Linked DNA regions of Mus musculus: region 1 is linked to region 2. A link is a loop called in an ENCODE intact Hi-C map of the cell type or tissue named here. Cell type or tissue: left cerebral cortex. All regions are shown on one strand. Links, peaks and the distances in the headings refer to the core of each region. The heading gives the core; the rest is flanking DNA.

Region 1 (11,517 bases), core at 1,540-9,539, 77 kb before region 2:
TTCTACATCTTTAATTTTACACTAAATCTTCACAGTCGGATAGGTCTCGACTTACACCATTTACCTGGGGTTATTTTTTAATTGCAAATGATCAAGAAGCACCCACAGATAGCTTTGTGGCTGCAGGAACAGATGGGCCAGTTCCAAACCATTGGAGCAAACAGAACCTCCCCAGAGTTACTAGAAAAAAAGGACCAAAGACCAGAAACGTCTGGAGCTTCTGAGGGGAGACCTTCAGGAACCAGAGGCTGAGAGTGTTACTGAGGAACATCTTATCCTTGCCTCTTCAACAGCACCTTCATTTGGGTGACCACGTGAAAAACAGGCAGATCATTTGCTTCATCCTCATCTCACTCCTTTGTAGGGTAAACCTGTGACCACTGAGTTGTGGCCACTGAAGACACCCTGTCATCTGAGAGGGTCCAGTGAAGGCAGGTCTGGAGAATCAGGTGACGTAGACAGAGGTGCAGAGCAGAGGAGCCAAGACAACCACTGGAGTCCGAGGCGGAACCATAAGCTTGTGAGTTATATAAGCTGCCATTTGTGGATAAGGTTAGCAGGACAGAGTCCTAACTGGTCAGTGAGTCACTCTAAATGTTCCCTGGGTGTTGAAACCTTAAAATTTGCATATCTTTCAGCAGTCTTACGGTCTTTATGTCAGTTAGTAACTTAATTCTGAATTTTTCATTTCAAAGGTAAACTGGATGAAAGCTGCCAGATTTTGTTCTGAACAAGAGGGCATTTGAAAATGTAATTGCTACCTATAATGAAAACTGGCCTTTTTACAGCACAAAAAAAATAATAATAATAATAAAGAAAGAAAGAATATTCCATAAAATGCACGGCCCTATTTTGGGGTTATAACTCACAGAAAGAACTAAAACATGGTTTCGATCATTAGAATAGCCTTCCGACAATTCATTAAAAACCTCCAACAGTACAAGCTCTAGTTTTGACTCTAAAGCATCAGAGAACTCAACTGAATACACATTCTCTTATTTAAAAAGGCTAATTTGGTGGCAGCTAATTAGCTGCATCCTAATGCTGTAACTGGAATTCATCTTTGGCTTTTTGGCATTAAGAATCTTGAACATGTAAATGACTTGCTTTCCCTCCAAACAGATTTGAAACAGAAATCACAGTTTTGGCGTTTGTTCTGGTTTAGTTTTCAGTCAGGTCTTGGTGAATTTGCTCTTTGTTTTCTGCCCTTAACATTTCTCCACCATTTCTTTAGCAGTCAGATGCAGCTTGTTGCCTGGGAGCAACAGCAGCCTGCTTACCATACACAAAGATGAGGAACTCTGCTGAACTCTGAGGTGAGGTGGCATGCTACCCCTCCACCAAAGGAGCAAACTAGAAGTCCCAGCTGGGGCAGGGCAGGCTCAGATTACTGGCAGAAACAGAACCACAGACATCAGTTTTTCTGGATTTCAAAGCTCCAGGGATAAAGTTCTAATTAAAGTTATTTTTAACCGCATCAGGGTCGCTCAGTCCTCACCCATCAGCTGAATGTGCACACAGGCAGCACTTTGTTGGGTGCACATGACAAATCGTAGGAGGGCTTTCTCGGACGCCCCTGTGTTGCATTCCATTCCATTGAAAATGTCAACGTTTCGAACAGAGCGCAGTGCACTCTGCCTTCGTCACACTGAGTTCAAAGATTAAAAGCTTAAACTTGAGGGGCTTTTCAGTACTCCAAGTCTACCTAGTTAAGTAGTTAAGAGTTTTAAGCCAAGGTCCCCCATGCCACCTTTTCCATTGCTACTCTAGACCATGAACACTCACACAGAAGAGACACATGGCTACCATGTTCTTACCCTAGTCCTTCCTGTCTGTGCATCTTACTTTTATAAATATCTTTCTTTCTTATTTTGCTACTCTTTCCAGTCTTAAATCTCACGATCTTCACATATCTCAATCACCTTCCCCTTGAGTTGCTTTTTGGTTCCTTGCTTAATACTTCAGCATCTTCTCCATACACTGCTTTATGGCAGGTGTGCCCAGATGTCACCTGAGCTACTTTACAGGCCTGTTATGTCTCTACTACTATTAAACGATACGACTGGAAACAGGATGCTTCCTGGGCTTGTTTCCTATTAGCAATGTGGGGACAAAGGACTATATAAGGTCTTTAATTCAGTGAACAACTTTGTACGTGACTGAGGCAGAACAGAAAGACAGAGAAGATATAGAAACATGAGAAACAAGGGAGTCCCTCACCCAGGAACCTAGTTGAAGATTCTCTGCCAGCAGCAAAGCATGATTTCCAGCACAACTAGTAATCACTTAAGGACTTTTCCCTTTCCAGATGTAAACCCTTAGTTTAAAAGATAGATAGAAAGGACATGTACGAAGTCCCTTGTGCAACTCTTCTAGATTCCATTTTCTCTAATGAGATCCTAATTCCATCCATAGCATCCCTATAACCATCCGTCTTATCAAAGAGAAATGAAAATGGAGGAAGGAAGGTTTCTTATCAATCCTTTAAAAACTTAACTTGAGAGCTACAAAAATGACATGTGTGGCTAGTGCTATGTTACTTAATTGTGACAGTCTTGCAGAAAGTACACTTGGGTATTTCTTTCCGGCTGTCCATTTCATCCAACCCTAGAGATAAAGTCTACATTAAATTGTATTTAATAAAAAGCACCAAGTCTGCTCCAAACTGGCCAGGCTTGAAATCCATTTCCACATCAAAGCCACAAATCCCTTTTTAGCCTATACTGAGGTCAGGGCAAACTGCTAAGGCTGCTGAAGGTGACCCTGTGTAGTTATGTCTCTGCACCGCTCACCAGTGACTGACATGGTATCTTAAAAGATATGCCTTCAAGGACTCATAATTTATTATTAAAAATAGCCCTCCAACTCTCTCTTATATAGGAATAAACCAGGCGATTTTGATTTCAAGAGCATCTGCACTTATTTCCTATAAATGGTGGTTTGGCCCAGTGGTCACGAGTACTTTCTCGCTGCACTTTCAGAGGATGAGAGTTCAGTTCCCTGAACCCACAGAGGGCAGCTCACTATGGCTTGTAAATCCAGCTGTATGGGATTGATTTTCTGTTCTGCCCTCTGTAGACACTATATCCATGAGCACAAACCCATACACAGATGCATTTAATATCATCAATATGCATAAATTAATGAAATCGTTTTTAAAAAGAAATTTCTTACATTACAAGATAAGAGCAAAAATAATAGCAACCATTGACATTGAGCATTGCCTATGCTAGGCACTGTCCTAAGGGATTGCTAACTCATGAGTCCATCACCAAAGTCACTTACTTAGAAACATAATCTAACAAGTTTTCTCTCGAATTAGTCACTAAATGGCTTTCAGACACATGCACACTGGACTTAAAGATGATCAAAATACTTTCAGTAAAGAGAGTACAACAATGGTAAGATGGGTCAAATTATCTTAAAATATTTATATCAATCTGACAGACTGAATATATGGCTTTTTAGACAGACCATGTAGCAATTATAGTGAATTAAAATTATGATGAAATTTGAAATCAAAGAAGGGTAAGTTCAAACATTCTATCGCTAAAAATTTGACCTTACCTTAAAAGAAATTATGACAAAAATTAGAAAATAACATAAAATATTACAGTTTCTGCTTTATTTTTCTGTATTCTGGACAGTTTATGCTAATTTTCATTGTACTATTATCACTTTCCTATAATTTAAAATATAAACATACTAGTACCCCCTAGCATTTATTAATTTTTCCTACTAACAAAGTAGAAAATCAGAGAGAATGTGAAAGAGGATCACTTAGAACAGAGACCCAGGAGTCTCCACATTTAAGAGTTAATGGTGCTAGAGATTTACAACAGAAACAAAAACAAAAGTAAGCAAGAGGGTAGAAGAGGAGAAGTGGCCCACATGATGCTAAGGAGGATGACGGAAGGCAGGCAGTCTGTAATCCATGGGTAACTTCTTCTATGAGCACACAGGAGTGCTGTCAGTTTACTGGCAAGAACAGTTTTACAGAGTGTTGGATACATGATAGCCGGAGGAGCACGACAAAGTATGAGGCTGTTAAATACTGAGGGACTGCCCTTTGAAAGGAGCTAGAAGACCAAAATGACATAGGCTATCATGTTGAGCAGCTAGAACGAATCACCAGAGCTTGAAAACTTAAGGGGAAAATGTAATATGAATCCCTACAAAACTGCTCAGAAGAGCTTACCCAAGAACAAAAAGGCAGAGTCCAAGGTGGACTCCTGTGAGTCAAGTTCTTAGAAACCAGTGAACTAAAGTGGCCCATGTCTTAGTAGAAATCTCCCTCGAGTGATCTAACCTTGATGAACGAAGTGGGACAAGTTTTCTGGAAAAAAAGCAAAGGAGGAATGTGCTTTTAATACAGAGCTCCACATGTATTAAGAAAGCAAGATAACTCACAGATTTCAGCCTCTGTGGTTGAATTATAAGCTGCGGCTGATGCTCTCATAGTGCTGACAGCCATGATGCAACAACTACAGAAGGGAACACAGATGGCTTTCTGTGGAAACAGGGACCAAGAAGCACAGTGTGGTGCAAGAGCAGCGAGCAGCGATGGAGAACTAAATGAGGACATGGAGGATCTTTTCAGTGGGATGCCAAGAGGCCCAGCCCACATATTCCCAGGAATGACACACACACACACAAAATCTATTACCATCAAGGGCCACTGTCAAGCACAGAAAGAGAAGCTAGGAATGGATCAAGAACATAATTCACTCATCAGATACCCTAAATAGACATTTATGCAAACAATGCATTTGTTTCCCAGAGGAATCAAGGCAAACCCTTCTCAAATGCCTTTACAGGGACAGACAGAACAAATTCAGGCAGTTACTAACCGACTGAGATAATCCACAGACGAAAATATTCCACAGTATAGAATATACATACAAAAAAGCCTTTAATCTGACCAAAAATCAATTTCCTTTAGCATTTTAAGTTAACAAAAATAGCAACCTACCTGCCAAATTTCAAATTCATTCAGTAACCTTCCTGCTTACCAAATACTTTGAAACAAAAAATGAACACCTGTGAAATTACTGTGCTCAGTATACGCCTGGGAAGAGTGTAATTCCACCAATGGGAATTCTCTATCTACCAAAACTAAAGAGGCATGTATGACTCAACCTGAGAACTTTATCCCTAATATAGACCTAAAAGAATATGTCAGTCTAAACATCAAGCACATATATGTCTGAAACATCGTAGAGCAACACCACCTACAATGCCTAACTTGGAACACCTCTAAAAGTCAATCAATAGCATGAAACATAGTGGTGCTCTTTATGATCAAATCCTCTTTAGCAATGACAGTGAGAACTACAGCTACATGCAGCAAGAAGGAATGAATCTCATGAACAACACTGAGAGCATGAAGCCAAGCCCTCGATAGTATATATTAATGCAAAAGTCATAAACATGCAAATCTAAATGACAGTATTAGAAACAACAACAACAAAATAATGGTGCCGTTTGTCAATACAACCGTATAGTCCCTAGATATCCTTGTGTATAGGGACCAGCAACCCTAGAAATACCAAGATCAAGGAATGCTCACATCACATAGATAAAACGGTATGGTGATTGCTTATAATCTACAAATCCTCCAACATACTCTACAGTATTTCTAGAAGACTAATAATCTAGTTCAATACAAATGCTATGCAAATAGTTGCAAATATGCATTATTTGGAAAATAATGACAAGGAGAAAAGTCGTATACATTTAATACAAATGTAATTTTATATTTTTGTTTGTTTTTACTTATTTTTTATATAATTGCTAAACTGAAGAGGCATAAGTTTTTTCTACATTTTAATTATCTTGCTATTATAAAGGTCATTTCTTTTTTTTTTTTTTTTTTGAGGTACTGTACTTTTACTTAGGAAACCATCTAGTTTCATTAAATTGTCATGTATTATACATAAATGCACCTGAGGCCGTCAAGTCACCAAAGTTGAATCTATTGTTGCAATGTTGCTATTTTGATTACATTTAAAAATGGTTTTAAATATATTTAAATAGAGAGTAATTGAAATATGAATAAATAAGATATTATTTTTACAAAAGTAATTCAATGGAAAGTGGATAAGAAACAGATGCAAGATAACAGGCCAGGAGGATAGCATATTAACTAGATAGCAAGTATATAGGGTTTGGTTAAACTAGTCTCTCCACTCCTGTACATTTACAATTTTCATTAAAAGATTTAAAAAACATTATCCTTAGAAAATACCATCAACACACATAAGCTTATTTCAAATTAAATGATATGGAAAAGTCCTACTAAAACCACTGTATAATTTCATATTTTTCTTTTATCGGTGCTGTACATGAAACCACATTCTGAAGTGACAGAATTAGACTTCATATGTTCTGCAAGCATCATTTAATGCTTTCCAACATGAAATATTCCTCTCAATCCCATAATTAGAACCCATTGTCATTAGAACAAAGGTTCTAGGTTGAGAAAATGTTAAACTATTGGTATTCATCAAACACACACATGAGAGAGAGAATATCAAATAAGCAACTCATGTAACTAAGTACAACAGTTTTGCTTAACACTGCAAATAGATTTTTCAAATAAGCAAAGTCCACAAAGATGTGACTCAAAAGCAAGTGGGTCCAGAGGAAGACACCAAACCAGGAAGCTTATAAAATAAAAGAATCACCCAAAACATATTATATTTCTTTGCCTGTTTGTAAGCACATGCAAATGCTTATTAATACATATGTATTTCCTTAAATTTCTGCTAAAGAGCTGTTGGTTAGCTTGAGTGTTCAGATATCTTCGATATTTTTCATAAATGATTCCATGTCTAAAGAAAGGCATTAATATGTCTTAAAGGGGGAACAATCTTTAATTTATGATAATTTGTGGTAGCAATGAACTAGTTAAAACTATGTGCTGCAGGGCCCCCAATGGAGGAGCTAGAGAAAGTACCCAAGGAGCTGAAGGGATCTGCAGCCCTATAGATGGAACAACAACATGAACTAACCAGTACCCCCATAGCTCGTGTCTCTAGCAGCATATGTAGCAGAAAAGAGCCTAGTCGGCCATCATTGGAAAGAGAGGCCCCTTGGTGTTGCAAACTTTATATGCCTAAGTACAGGGGAACACCAGGGCCAAGAAATGAGAGTGGGTGGGTAGGGGAGCAGGGAGGGGAAGAGTATAGGGGACTTTCGGGGTAGCATTTGAAAAGTAAATGAAGAAAATATCTACTTAAAAATTGTTTAAAAAAACAAACAAACTATGTGCCTATTTTCCAACAGATTTGGAGGCTAGAAGTCGAAAATAGAAGGATCAGCAAGCCAGGCTTTCTCTGCCTTTAGGGGTGAACCAGTCCTTTGCCCTTTCCAGCTGCTGACAGGTGACTAAGTTCCACGACCTGTGGAGCAGTACATTGACCTCCATCTACACCTCCATCTCCTCTCTGCAGGGAAGTCCATGACTTGTAGAGGCAGTACACTGAACTCCATCTATACTACTGTCTCCTCTGTGTAGGTGACTCATTTGATACCATATTTCCCTTATGAAGACTCATTTGATGGATTTCATGGCCCACTGGGGTGGTAATCCAGGATAATCTCCTTACTCAAATTCAACATTATATTTGTTAAGTCAGGAAGATTTCAAATAAATAATTTAGTGATATACATTAAGTTTTTGGACAAAAAAGAACAACCCCAATTCCAAAATCACAGATAGAAAGAAATAATTATGTGCAGGGAAGAAATTATTACAACTGCAATAAAAAGCAAAGGCTCAATTCTATAAAAAGTTCATTCTTTAAAAAGATAAACGATATCAACAGCACCATATCTGCCTGTGTGGTGGCATGCTTCCCACCATGATGGTACTGATTACTTCTGAAATTATAAGCAAGCCCCAATTAAATGCTTTCTTTTATAAGAGTTACTATGGTCATGCTGTCTCTTTACAACAAGACAACACTGACCAAAGCAGAAGTTGGTACCAGGGAGTAGGATGTTGCTGTGATCGATCGGCCTGACTGTGCTGTTTGTTGACAAATGTAGACTTTGTAACTTTAGATTAGAAAAGCAGTTGAATGCTTTATGCAGTGCTTAATGGGCTATCCTAGTAGATGTGTGCAAACGGTGATGGGGGCAATTTGGAATACAGAGACCCAGCTCAATAAGTTTCAGAAAGGAAAAATACTAGTAAGTGGCTTAGGGACCATTGTTTTTGTGTGTGTTATTTTGGCAAAGAGTGTGGCTGTTTTCTGTCCTTGTTCAAAAGAATCTTCCTGATGCTAAATTGAAGAGGTTTGGATTAGTGGTATCGGCAGAGATTTTAAGACAGTCTAGTGTTGATGCTGCCATGGGGTTATTAGCGGTCACTCCTAAGCAGACCTATAACAGAAAGGAGAAAGCTGAGCAAGGAAAAATACAAACTATACAGTTATAAGAAGAAAAGGAGCACCAGGAAGCATAATAAAGTGAAGTCCAGTGTTCCATCAGATAAAAAAGTTTAAAGGAAAGTGTGATGCTAAATGGGAGGAAGTGGTGACCTCATGACAAAACCCAACCCTGCTAAGCTTCCAACTTGCGGAAAGAAATTAAAGAAAAGCTTAAGCTGTGAAGGAAAACATCAAGAACCAAATGCTGAAGCGTATGTAATTGAAGCAGAGGACCAACTTCCAGTCTCAGAAAGCTGGAGAACTAGGCAGTTTGGCCCTTGTATTTCTGACTTTAGAGTCAAAGTTCCAAGAAACGGCTTGGGAAATAATCTCTCTGAATCTAAGGAGCTGTGCTGAGACCAGGAGTGTCCCTGCATGAATGCCCAGAGAGACTTTTATGTGAAGCAGTGAAGGTAAACCCTGGATTTTGTTGATAATCTTTAAATATTGAAGACACCAGAATGGTGGGATGCCTGCCATGGAGAGCTGCTGAGAGGGTGTAGAACCAGCCCATGAGAGCGAAGTGTGTTATAGTTAACAAAGCTCAAAGGAGCTGGAGATTTAAAGAGCACCTTCACATCAGACATGGAGATGCAGAGTTTGGACTTTGCCCTGGTGATTTCAGGTCTTATTTTGAACTAGGATTTGCACACTATGCTCTCTTTCCTCCCTTTTGGAGTAGAAATTCTGTACCATTCTATATTCTATGTGTTGGATGTATGTGATCTGCTTTTTTATTTTTGTTTTTTAATTTTCCTATGGTTATGATTAAGAGACTGCCTTGAGTCTTAACAGAAACATTCAACTTTGAACTTTTGGACCTTTAAACGGTGTTGAGACGGTGCTAGACTATGGTGATGTTTTAAGTTGGACTAAGTCCATTTTGAATTTTGATATGACTACAAAGCTATGGGGCCAGGGAGTGGAATGTGATTGTTCTGAATGAGAATGGTTCCCATAAGCTCATAGAATTGAATAGTTGGTCACCAGGAAGTGGCAGTATTTGAAAAAATTAGGAGATACAGCCGTGTTGGGGTAAGCACATCACTGGGGGTGGGCTTTGAGGTTTCAAAAAGCCTATTCCAAGTCTCTCTCTTCCTGATGCCTACATTTCTAATTTCTAGATGTGAGAATCTCAGCTACTTCTCCAGTATCATGTCTGCCTGCATGCCACCATGCTTCCCACCATAATATAATGGACTAAATTTCTGAAACTGTAAGTAAGTCCCAATTAAGTGCTTTCTTTAAGCTGTCTCTTCACATCAATAGAACACTGACAAAGACATATCTCAATAGATGCAGAAAGGTTTTACAAAACCCCATCTTCAATGATAAGCTTCAAAAGTGATTAAGGACCACTGGAACTTGCCATAATACAGTAAAACCTATATATAACAAACATAATGTTAACTCTGTATTAAATGGGGGGAAAATCCAAAATATTTGCAGAAAAGTAAGGAACAAGGCAGAGGTATAAATTTCTAAAATCTTATTCTATACAATGCTTGAAATATTAGCTACAATAGTACTATAAGAGAAAGAAATAAAGAAATAGATACTTTCATTTGCAGATGATATTATTACATACACAAGAGATCATAAAGACTTTACAAAGTGCTGGAGAGATGGTTCAGCTCTTGAGAGCATTTGTTGGTCATTACTGGACTGGCATTCACTTCTTAGTGCCCATGTTAGGAGCCACATAACTCCTTTATAACTCTAGCATCAGAGGATCCAACAACCTATTCTAGACTCTGCAGACACTTGTGTGTTGATTGACACACACACATACATACATACAAAGAATAAAACAATCTTAAACAAAAAGACCATAACAGAAAACTCTTAGGATAAGCACTTTCAGAAAATTAACATACCAAAATAGTAGCTTTCATATTTATCAATAAAAAACAAGCTGAAGAAATCAACTAAACTCCCATTTACAGTTGCCTCAAAACAAAAGTCTTAGAGTCAACCTAACTATGGAAGCAACATAGCTTTACAGTGAAAACTTTAAAACATTTTAGAAAGAAATCAAAGAAGACATTACAGGATGGAAAGACCTTCCATTCTCATAGATTAGAAGAATATTGTGAAAATAGCTTTATAGAAATCTATATAGCTAAATAGAAATCTATAGTTTTAATATAATACCCATGAAATTTCACATGACATTCTTCACAGAAATGGAGGTGGAAATCTTCTTTAAAATTCACATAGAAACACAAAAAACTCAAGACATACAAAGCAATCCTGAGCAAAAATAATCCTGTAGGAGGTATCAGCATACCTGATTTCAAGTTATTCTAGAGAGCCGTAATAACAAAGCCAGCATGGTATATGGTCACTCAGGCTAAATGGTGGTAATGAGGCTTTAAATGACTGATACTATCACAGGGGCCAACATCTTAAAAAAGGACATAGACCTGACCAAGGTAAGAGGCATACAGAGCAAATAGAATGTTGCTTGATAATTTGGGGTTAGATGGAGGAGATGGTGAAGAGGAAGTAAGAAGACAGTATACCCTTCTGTGGAAATAACTTCTTCAGAAAGTAATTTTGACCTGCAGAAGTTGAACATTTTCCTGTACTTCCAAACAAGTTAATAACATGCCTTGAGACCATTTAAAACTATGGACCAAATCTGTTTCCCTAGTGTGTGTATACTCAGCCCATTTAAGATTAATTTGCCTTTAAGGAAACAATATATAACCAACCTTACTATGCCTTGAACTTCCCACGTAATCAGTGTTTATAATCTAAGCTAAATATAGTTTTTCTATCTTAAACTATGTATTCTTCCATGCCCCTGACCCCAAAATCGTATGTGTATGTGTCTGTGTGTGTACGCGCACTTGTGCATGCGTGGATGCATGTGTATTTTGTAATAATCATTTGCTGAACAAGCCACAAGACTGAAAACAATCTTGAAAACAACTCTCTACAGGCCTTGAAAGGAGCATGTGGATACAGGCAGTTTTACGTGCTACTCTGTGTCAGTAGCTCCCTCCTTTGTAACCTCTGGTAAGATCTGATTAAGATGGACAATTTTTCATTATTTTTCCATACCATGTTTCCTGTA
Region 2 (11,517 bases), core at 1,211-9,210:
ATCAATTAACCATACGGAAGCGGAGACAGCACCCAGCACAGACTCCTGGTAGGACAACCATGGTCCCTGCTGGGCTTTAGTTCCCCCTTCCTCTTCAGGTGCTCCCTATTAGCCTAATCCACCCCTATTAGCCTACCCACCGCTGACAGACTCAGAGAAGGCAGCAAAATGGCCAGATTTTTCTCAAGGCCACCAGGAAGCAAATATTTGCAATCTTAACCCCCCAGAGATTGCTCCCGGGGTTGCACTGCTCTGTGCATTTTCTTCCCTTTAGTTTGTCTTACTTGCATCAGAGATGAATGTCAGTAAGAAGCTAGACAAGGATGGGAAGACTCTACCTTTCCAAGGAACTGTGGCACCAACTGACAGCTCTGGGATGAAGGTCTTCTGATCAGAGAAAGACTACACACAAAAAGTAGACAGGACTCATCCCTGTGACTTAAAGTGACCCAGACTCACTTGAGTGTAACATAGAAACCTCACCAAAACAATGGTAATATTAACAGAAAATTCTTCCCAGAGGACTCTGATTTGATCTCATACATCATTCTCTCCATAGCAACCCGCGCACACAAGTTAGAACCCTCTTTCATATACATAGTTTGTTTTGTTTGGACTTTGCTTTCACCATGGAATTCTGGGCGCTTGGGGAGTGGGAAAGGCAAACAGCATTGCTATTCTGAGACATTATGCTAAGCAGGGTTTTGTGAGCTCAGTCTTAACCTGATGTGGAAAGAAAACTGGCCCATGTGGTAATTAACTTGCCAAGGTCCCACAGCAAACACATGGTGGAGCCACATTTCCCACCCAGCTCCGCCCCATCCCGACGCTGCCTTCTCCGCCGTGAGTGTATCAGCTTCACTTTATGTGTGACACGTGGGATAACAGCATCTGCATCAAGCCCGGGTTAGTGAGAACTGCAGAATCTCAAGTGCCATAGCAGCTGGCTGAGAGGGAGACAGCATTCAAGCAAGATCCCCTGGCACATCCAGTATGTGGCTGAGCACTGCTACGACACACCAGGAAAGGGAGGAAAATGTTCCTTCTACCCACAGGGCAACTGCCTCAGCCCCAGTAGGGTTATACATATTTAGCGTCAGGATTCGGCCCAGACACACTGATGCTCACACAATAACAATCAGCACATGGAGGTCTGAATACAGTTAGGTTTACCACAAAGAGGGCAATCTTGAGAGAATTCCAGGAAGCAGTAAATGACACTAAATGTCTACCACAGTCAAATCCAACAGGAGAAGCTTAGCACAAGCTGCCAGGTCATCAGACCTTCTGCTGGCTCGGGATCAGGAAGCCCAATTACAGAATTTATTTCAGAAGGGGAATCTAATAAAAACATTGGCATCTGAAGACCACAAGGCCCTGGCCACCCAGGGGTGAAGGGGCAAAATCCTTTCAATTCAGGAGGGAGGGAAAGGGGGTGTAATAAAAAATGACAGAGAACCTTAGAGCCCACAGACAAGGAGAAATGAATAAACCAGATGTGGTTTTAGTAGCAGAAGCTGACCTGAGACTATTAGTGACTGTTTAGGCGACTTTGAAAATTCTCAGCCCACCATACACTTTTAATTTTTATTGCACTGTAGCTCATATACTATTTTTTTAAAATTACCCATTTAAAGTATGCAATGCAATATTTTTCAAGAGTTATGTAACCACCATTTAATTCCAAAACATTACATCACCCCCAAAGGAAACCCCAAGTCACTTGCTGGTTCTCGGTCTCATTTCCAACACCCTGGCTTTTCTGGGTGTTTCATTAAGGAATCATGCAACATGTGACTTTTGTGCCCTGCTTTTCTTCACACAGTAGGCTCAAGGCTCATCCATATTGTAGCATGCAACTCCCCTTTCTGGCTAAAACTGTTTCGCATCATGTGGATCCACTATGTCTCATATATCCATGAGTTGATGGAGGAGGGCTCCTTTCCATCTTTCAGCTCTATGACTAACGCTGCTATGAATATTCACTCTCAAGTGTTTATTCCAACATGCTTGCACTTCCTTTGGGAATCCCTTGGGGAGGGACTCTTCTCTATGCGACCAGTATTTAATATGTGAGGGACCATCTAGCTGTTTTCCAGACTGCCTGCTATTAACCTTCTACCGATACTCCACAAACAGGACCAATTTCTCCACACATGTCTCTTCCATCACAGCCCTCCCCCCACCCCCCATGGATGGGAAGCATCTCCGTATGGTTTGAATTTACATTTCCTTGCTGACTAATGGCACTGAGCAAATTTTCACATTCTTTTTCAAAGAAATAGCTATGCAAATCCTCTTTCTACTTTTAAATTGGGTTATTAGCCTCTTTATTGTCATCTTATTGCAAGAGTTCTTCTTCCTGGCTATTTTTGAAACTCTACTGAGGAACCTTCTTCCTGGAAAGTCCTTCTCATTACCCAGCATTCTTCGATGGAGCTCTTACGGGAGCTTCGCTGTGCAAGGATGACTTTGGTCTACTCTCAGCTATCCCTCACTGAAACAGTCCTCCCCTTGGAAATCCCTCTGAGTGCTGTACCTCCTCCTACCCACAAATATCTTTCCTGCCATTGTCAGAACCTACTTGTAATCTTAAGACTTGAGAAAGCGTGCCACTGGTTTTTGAACCACCACCATAGAATCTCTTCGGCTCACTCTGTTCAAGGCACCCCTTTTGTCTTGTGTGCCTCGAAAATCATCTACAAAGAAACAAGTGCTAGTGCCCACAGTCCTTCGGTATCATACCATCAACATGAAATGTTCTGCGTCTGCAGGAGAGTAGGGCTCCATTATTCACAAGAACGTATCTCAGTCCCTCCGTGGAGACTTTCCTAGCCACAGCTTAAAGTTCTTCCTTTGCAAACCAACCAGTCATCCCTTACAGAGTTCATTATTCAATCAATACCCAGAAGATGCCCCTAACAAACCATTTCATCCAAAATAGTATTAGAGATCATATTAGAATGGTTGGCACATCCTAATTTAGTAATTCATCCCCAAAGATACACAAACCTCAACAATGGTGTGTTCTGGGAAATTCTGACTTGGATAATTATGAATGAGTACTTGTCGACAGTATTCAGTGGAATACATCTCGGTTCCTTTGATAAGGTGGTGCACATGTTTAGAGTCTCTGTGTGAGAGGAAAGTAACGGGTGCTGCTCCCCAAACTGACTTGTCCTTTAGAAGAGCAAACCTATTGGCATCCACCCCAACAGCATTTTCCCAACACATTCAGAAATTCTGAGCCAATCCAACTGCTACTCAATTCTATCAGCTAGCGAGCAATGAGAAGAAACCAGATTGTATGGGGTAACAAGGTACGTTTGCTTTGTTTTCTAATGCCATCCACTAGCAGCAGGCAACAATAAATAAATAAATAAATAAATAAATAAATAAATAAATAAATAAGAAAAGAAAAAAAGAAAAGGAAAAAAGTACGCACGGGCTCATAATACTTTTAAGCTGCCTGGTTTTCTCAAACTGGAAAATGTTGAAATGAAAAACAAACAAATGTATTTTTTAAATTGAGCTACTGCGGTGTAACCCGGAGTTTTTGTTTAAGAGCACTCTCAGGAAGGCTGAGAATGGCACTTCTGGACTTTGACTCTCTGTAACTCAACACCAACAGTGCCAACCACAGAGACATGAAATACGATAATGATTGTCTTACAATAGACTCCGTAAAGGAGCAAAGACACCAGGGAGTTGCCGCTGAGAAAAGTCAACAACAGTGACAAGAAAACCTCACACATGAAAGGGGCGGGGGGCCACGACACAGCAGCAGAAAGTAAGGGAAACACCCACAGTGTACACACCAGGTTATGGGGAGGAGCTTTAAGGCAGCCGAGTTCCTGCTTGTGCTAAGTGGGAGGAACCATCCAAAGGAGCTACTGGATCTGAAGAATGACAACCGTCCCTTCCCCGAGCGTTGATTGCAGTCAGGAAGGCAGGCTTGGGCCACATTAAGTGGTATACTTGAGTTTTGAATAGGCTTCTGATTTACTGCTAAGTTTCCCCCACTGTTAATCACTTTAATGCTTAAACAAAGCACAAATGGAAGGCTAAGATAAAGCCCATGGGTGAGCCAGGATGCCATTTGGCATAGCAACATAAGAAGTAGTGAAAGTGCTGACTGACCTCATATATCCAGATTTGGGGTGCTCATTATATAAACATTATAAACTCCCACGTCTCAGGCAGACTCCTAGTGCTTCTCTCATGCAAAGTAGTTAAAACGCAAGACCACCATCCAGCTCATAGCAAGTTATAGTAAGATCTCTTTGCACAGGTCCCTCAGTGGTGTGGGCAGCAAGGGAAAGAGTAGTTGAATCTAAACAATGCTAAAAAGCTAATTCATCCTGGCACCCTGCTGGTAGTGCATATAGCTGCACCCTGGAAGCTATAGGTCACTGTCAAGGCTACCACCTTCCAGAATGCATGAATGGCTTTGGCTAAGTCTCATCACCATGGGTCAACTGGCATGGGATGCACTTCACACTTCCAAAAGGCCAGAGCAACCTGTCTATTCAAAGAAAACATTTCTTTAAAAATCCTTCTTAAATGTGCTTTCAAGATGTGCTGTCCCATAACCACACATTTTCAGCCGTCAAGTCTGGGTGCAAACTTTCCACAAATATCCAAGAGCCTCAAAAAAGGAGCTAGAATACTTGTTGAACTTTGTATGGTTTCTTTTAGTTGTATTGGCATGTGTTATGTTGCTGCGATAAACATCATGACCAAAGGCAACTTGGAAAAGAAAGGATTTCTTTGGCTTACATGTTCCAATCACAGTGCATCACTGAGAGAAATCTAGGCAGGAACTCAAACAGGATACATGGAGGGACACTGCTTACTGGCTTGCTCACCAGGGCTTGCTTAACTTGCTTAAAGAAGCCAGGACCACCTACTCAGGGTGCCACCACCCACAGAGGGCTGAGCCCTCCCACATCAATCATAAGCAAGAGAATGTCCCACAGACTTGCCTATAGGACAACAGAAGTAACTCCTTAGTTAAGGGTCCTTCTTCTCAGGTTGGCAACCAGCCCACACACGTCTAAGGATCACCAAATCTCTACAGACTGGAGAAGAAGTACTACACAGTAAGAAAGAGCAATCTTATCTTTTTGTAAAATTACTCATTAGAAAAGCAACTAGAATCATTAAAATGAGGCAATAGAAGCTGACACATGTCTTGAAGTTCAAAGTGCTTAAAGCAACTTCCAAAAGCTCCTGGAAGAAACCCTGTCTCCACTACAGAGAACTAATTTGGAGCAGCCCCCTCTCTTTCTCCCCCTATAGAAATTAGTGATTCTATGTAGGCATGGCTGGGGAGCAGCCTTAGTGTCATCGGAAGCTAGTTAGCAATACAAACTGCCATACCTCTGCTCTAAACCTAGAGAGTCAAGAGACTGGAAGTGAAAGCCAGCAATTCATGAGTTATCAAGAACTAACACTCATATTTGGGAATCTCTGCTCTAGCTAGGCTCAGGGTATACTTCTGGGGAAGCTCGGGAGCCTCATTAAATCCTTGTTAACTGGGTGGCATGCAATCTCTCCTGTCCTTGCCACTTAAGTTGGTTTTTAATCTCACAGACTGATTTCAGCAAGGAGACTTGAGTCCTTAATTCAAGGTCACTATGAAAAGCCAAGTCAGAGCTCCATCCCAGGACTTGCTGATTTCTTCATCATCCTAGGATCACAAAAGAAGCCCTGCTGACACAGACAGTTCTGCGGGGGCCAGGACTGTGAATGGTGCTAGGGCAGGTCCCATGGTCTCCTCCATTATACCACACTGCCTCCCTCAGACAGGAAAGTGGGATTTCCCACCCATAAAAATCAAGAGAAGCCGTGCAGGTGTGTGTCAATGGCTTCTTCCACAGACCTCAGCAACTAAACCTTGTAGTGAAGACTGCACAGTCCGGGGAGACTTGATTGTTATAATCAAGAATAAGCAGAGTTTTTAAAGCTGGGCACAGTGCACAGAAACAAAACCTAAGGCCTAGATACCATCTTTGTGTTTTCTTAGCAATCTTCATCTCCCTTTACGTCATTCACTCAGGTCTCACAACAGAAAGAGATAGGGTCACCGTTATCTCCCACTTTGTCAGAAACAAAACAAACAACACAAACAAGAGCTGAAGTTCAAAGTGGTAAATAACTTGTCCATCAGGGAAAACTTGCCCTCAGGTCTGTGTGACTCGAGAACCTGTGTTGTGTAGCCACACCATGGGACCCCCACATCTGAAAACCTTCCCCAAGATGTTACAATCCCCAAGAGAAAAACGTACACCAAAATGGTTAACTCCCAAAACCCTGCCACTTTGTCAGAGTGAGTTCTCCTTTAAAAACTTAACACACATAACCAACAACCAAGGTGTTCAGCCAAGAGATGAAAGAAAAGGAGAAGGGGGGATTTAAAAGAGTGAGGTGCCTGCATAATTATTCTGTATTTCTTCCCAATGCAGCCTCCTCATCAAGGCAAACAGCTATTCACAGCCTGGGCTGAACTCCTCCACACACCTCAACCCTTTTCCCCTCCACCACACCCTGTTAGGACAGCACTGCTCTGACTGATGTGCAGGCACAATTCTAAAACTCAAAACAACAAGCGGGGGGGGGGGGGTGGACCCAGAAGGACCGTGGCCATCCTGAACATCCGTGCAATATGCATACTGCCGTTTTCAGGGCCTCGGAGTCTCCCAGAAGACCTTAGGAGACTATGAAATGAAGAAGGCATTCCTCGGTCCCTGCTCCTTCCCACAAAGTCCGGGTTGAAGAATGATAGAAACAGGAGATGGTTGTTAACGAAGTCCAAAGCAAACAAGCTCGCATGCACTCCTCCTAAAGAACGGTGTGCCATTCTAAACTCTCTAACTGACCTTTGGGTCCTGGGGTCTGTGATAATGTAAACCTGGGGAAAGTCAGAAAGAAAAAACAAGCCATCCATCTACTCCAGCTTCTCTGACCCGCCATATGGGTGAGCCGGATTCTGGCGCGCTCTGAAAGAGAATTCGGAGCCCCGAGGGAGGCCTTGGCTGAGCCCCTGACCACTTCTTAGGTTGGGGGAAGGGGCAAAAGCTAAGGGGCCCGGAAGCTAACCCCGTAAGAAGTACCAGCCTCAGTTTTGGCATCGATGATCTTCCTGGAAGATGCCAGCATTCATAGATGGGGTGATTTCGCTAATTTCAGCGGAGAGAGCTCTGGCTAGGGGCGCTGCGACCCACTGAGTTCTCCAGGAGGCAGCCCAGGGGGATCGTTCTGCCGAGCAGGCAGTGCGGACCTAAGGGCTCCACCACCAACTTTCTCACGGGAATCTGACCTGCTAGGTTCTGGCCAATGTAGCTCCCACTCCTGGTCCGGGGTTGGAGGGAGAATCAGCTACCCCGACCCCGTTCCGCGCGCACAAAGCAGCTGAGCCCTGTGTCCAGCCCCTTCTCCTGCCGCCCTCCAACTTGCCCGCGCGGCTCTCCGCGCGCCTACCCTCTCCGCCTGCCCCGCGCCGCGCATCCCAGCCCGCAGCCGCGATAGCTGCAACTGTACGCCGGGTAGCCTGGCCTCCCCACGCCAGGAACCTACCGTGCAGCCTGGCTCGTGCTCGGGCGGTGCCTAGTGCGCGGCACGCGTCCCAACCGAAGACAGGGCTCCCCCGCGGCTGCCCCGCGCGGAGATCGGGGCTGCAGACTAAGCTGGGCCGGCTCGGCTTCTGGCTGATCGCGGCTCGCCGCTCCCGCGCGGGCTCCTGCCGCTGTGCGCGAGGAGGGAGGGGTCGGGGAAACTCCTGGCAACTCCAACTCCGGGCGCCAGAGCTCCAGCTGCAGCCTCGCGCCGGCCCGCTGCCGCCGAGTGCGAGCTAGCAAAACCAACCTGCCCCCGCCGCTGCCTGTGAGCATGCCCAGTGCTGCTGTGGGCGAGCCACAACGACCTGGCCTGGGGCAAAGATCGGTAGCCCAGGGCTCCGGGGCCCCGCCACAGGCCCAGAGCCCGGGGGACAAGTGGGGGCGAGCCCTTGGGGCGCGGGTTAGCAAGTGCAAAGCGGTGAGAGTCCCATGGGTTGTGGGAAGTTTGTGGGCTGGAAAGATGGGCTGCTTCTGGGAGCCTTTGCAAGCAAGTATTTAAAAAACAACATGCTACAGGAATGTGGGCCCAGCAGGTGGGGTTTTATTCAGTCGCAAGCTTACTTGGGGTGACAAAATCCAAGAGCTAATGGGGCCTGGCAAGCCCAGTAAATGAGTGAAGCGGGAAGGAGGAAGCCAGCTTGAGGGAGCTCCGCAGGCAGAGCAACTGCTGTGCTCTAAGCGCCCAAGGCTATCGTGAAGGAAATCAGACCTGGTTTTGCTGGATTTTATTTTATAAATAAATAAGTGGTTAACATATAGGGTTTTGTTCGTTCAGAATATTCCGGTAATTGAGTCTTGCCAGAGGAAAAACAAAAGAAGAAAGAAAAAAAGAAACTAGAGTTTAGACCAAAAACCCATTGCTGGGTCCAGTGGCTGCTCAGCCAATCTGAACCAAGGAGTTTTGTGGAGAGGAGAGGTGCTGAGCGCCTGCCCACGGTGGCTTAGCAAGGCGCTGGCAAGGATCCAGGATGATTCAGACTGCCTTCAAAGTGCAAGGGGAAATAGGTTTTCCTGACAGAAGCGAGCTAGTGATAAACGCTGGATCATTCGGAGTTAACTAATGCGGAAAGTGGCTTTGAGAACAAACTTTGAGGACGCTTCCGAAGTCTAAGCACCTGGGCTCACTGCAAGGTAAACTAGACTCAGCCTAGCTGCTCAAGAGTCCCTGAAAGGCATATTACATTCTGAAACAAAAGGAAGCCCCCCCCCCCCGCCCCCGTAGTACCGGCCCTGCCTTTATTTAAAATTTTGATATTTTTATCCTTAATTTTTGTATTGATTTCTTTCCGTTTCATACTGCATTAAAACTTTAATTTGATCACCGAGTTCTTTGGCCAACCTTTCCACTTTGTGTCCCACCTCATTCTGGCCTGATCCTCCCTGGCGGAAGAGAAAGCTGCAAGATTTGGTACATGAAGAGAGCAAGGTGGGACCCCGAGCTCCTGATTGCTAGTCTGTGATGCCTGCTTTTTATTTGGTAGAATGTGTTGGAACCAGCTGAGACGCGGGAGAGGAAAAAAAGAAAATCAGTATCATCCAAAGATACCTCTTCAGGGAAGACATGTTGAGCAGTAGTTAGGAAAGTAGTTCGGAGGAGAAGAAAGGGTTGCTCGTGATATGATCGCTGTTTTATGAAAATCCGAAGCATTTCACTGATAAGGCTGTCTGCGTTCTGCTTATCTCTGGAAAGACGTGTGGTTGGGTTATCTTTTTTACCGAAAAATAATAATCGGGTTTTCTGTCACTCTCAGCCATTCCTCCATCAGTTAAGGAGAGCAAATGGCTTCTCTCCACAGCTGTATTTTCCTCAGCTTTGAATTAGAAGACAGTTCTCATTATTTATGAGAGGTTTAGAAGTGGTGTGTGGTTGTGGGTTTTTTTAATAGTGAGAGTTTAGGCAATAAGAACGCACTATCCTTGATCATCACCTATCAAATTAGACTTGACATACATTACAAAGGTTATCCAAGGTAGCAAACTTCATCCATTAGAGCAGCTTTTTTAATTTTGGGATATTGCTAATAAAACATTGGAATAAATTTTTGACTATTTCAACAAATCAGTTAATAAGATCCTCTGGTATTAGTTTCTATTGTCACCTTCACTCTTCTTCCTCACCACCTTAATGTTTATCTTTCCCCTATCCCCCCTCAGTACTGAAGGTCTAGACAAGATGGCTGCCCTCTGTACAAAGTGCCCTTTAACGAACAGTTTGCTAGTGTCTGCTTCAGAACAAACTACCCTTTATCTATTGGAAGTATTTTAAGCCCGCAGAACTCTCAAGGAGGGAAAAAAAATGCTTGAGTGTTTACACAGAAGGTTTCCAGAAGTTTTGATGAGGAGGAAGTACCTAGAGCAGGGCCTATCACATAACAGGTAGTTACAAATATTTGCAAAATAAATAAAAATTTCAATCATCAAAATCTCCCAGGCCTGTATTGTACCTCCCCTAGTTCCTAAGAATTGTTGTTTTAAAAAAAAAATAATGATGATGATGTCATCAAGAACAGGAAATAAACATTTATATAGGGAGGGGCTTACAAGAAAAATATTTTGCTAGTGTTTCATATTGTGTATGTGTGTGTTCCTGCACATTAGGGATTCGACGACCTCTTGCCTTTTGTCTCTCTGTTTCGATATTAAAATAATCACATTTAAAGTTTATATGAGTAAACAACAAATAGTGATTTTTTTTTTAAAGAACATAGTGCAAAAGAGCTTCTTACAGAGTGAAGCCTGTTCCCACCCCGTAAAAAGCTAGCATTGTCTGTTTCTTGCATATAGTTACAGAAATGGTCTGTCTTTGAAGTTTAATCTTGTAATGATAGAAACGAAAAAGACACAGTATTTCATCCAGCTGCCAAGTTAAGTACTTTTAACTTATTATTTTGAGAAAGAAGAAAAACATAAAAGTGATATTTCCTTCTTCCTTTGTGGCATAAGTAATCTCATGGTTACAAGGACACGACCTTTGTGGGTATTAAATTATATAAAAACAATAGTGTCCTAACTCACTGTGAAACCTCAACCTAAAACTCTTGTGGATTTAGATGCCTTAGGTTGTCTAAGCCAAATGGGAGGAAATGCTATCTAAATAACAAATGAATTTGAGCCTTGTGGCTTATATCTTCAATACCAGCACTAGAAAAGCAGAGACAGGGGAATTGCCATGAGTTCAAGGGTTATATAACAAGACCATATCTCAAAAGCCAATAAATAAACCAACCTGATTAAGTGATATGGTTTGTTGCAGGGCACTGATGTCATAGGACAGCATTTTAATAGATTCCCTTAAGATATAATAGTGCCATCTATGCATATGGGACTAGATTCACCTCTACATTTTTAATGTTGATATTATTTTTTCTTTATTATTATTATTTTATTTATTACAATCCAGCTGTTGCCTCTCCTCCCAGCAACTTCTTGGTCCCCACTACCTCAGTTCCTCATCCCATTCCTCCTTCCCCCTTTCTCCAAGAGGATGTTCCCCTTACCATGCCTCCTGCCTCCCTGGGGCCTCAAGTTTTTCTAGGATTAGGCATGTCCTCTCCCACTGAGGATAGACTAGGCAATCTTCTGCTATATATGTGCTGGGGGCCTCAGACCAGCTATATAGCATAGCTAGTACCTCCTCACATTTTCATTCCGAGGATGTGAATTTATATTAAGCAACAACAATTTAGGAATTTATCAATTTACCAACTTTTTAGTGGAAAATATCAAATAGCACTTTTGTTAACATAAACTCTTGAATATTTGAAATCTCACATTTCAATCTTGTTTATAACCCTCCAAATTAGTTATTGTTTTTAAAGCTAGAAGAGTCTATTTTTTAAGCTTCCAAGCTTCTTAGAATAAGGCTCCTTTTTCATATAAAAGAAATGTCAATAACCTA

The links. Hi-C counts contacts between places; a loop is a spot of excess contacts. Peaks named below come from ENCODE experiments on the same cell type or tissue, not always from the same donor. Only the 100,000 strongest peaks of a DNase experiment are listed, where the experiment ranks them.
Region 1: it touches region 2 in a loop (2.4-fold over the local background); 2 of 42 quality-filtered maps call a loop at or near these places.

Annotation. Positions count from the first base shown.
Region 1 is chr12:44,989,062-45,000,578 of GRCm38, forward strand. All of the region lies in intron 2 of Stxbp6 (syntaxin binding protein 6 (amisyn)), which reads right to left. Among named protein-coding and RNA genes, the nearest start is that of Gm38487, 25 kb to the right of the region's middle. In left cerebral cortex, for the core only: no CTCF peak of the experiment used is centred there; a DNase peak (open chromatin) is centred at 4,555; H3K27ac peaks cover 775 bases.
Region 2 is chr12:45,066,617-45,078,133 of GRCm38, forward strand. Stxbp6 (syntaxin binding protein 6 (amisyn)) reads right to left here and starts at 7,867. Exons shown (of 6, transcript NM_144552.3): 1 at 7,579-7,867. In left cerebral cortex, for the core only: CTCF peaks have their summits at 4,390, 5,803 and 7,321; DNase peaks (open chromatin) are centred at 1,923, 5,750, 6,771, 7,268 and 3 more places; H3K4me3 peaks cover 3,012 bases; H3K27ac peaks cover 3,014 bases.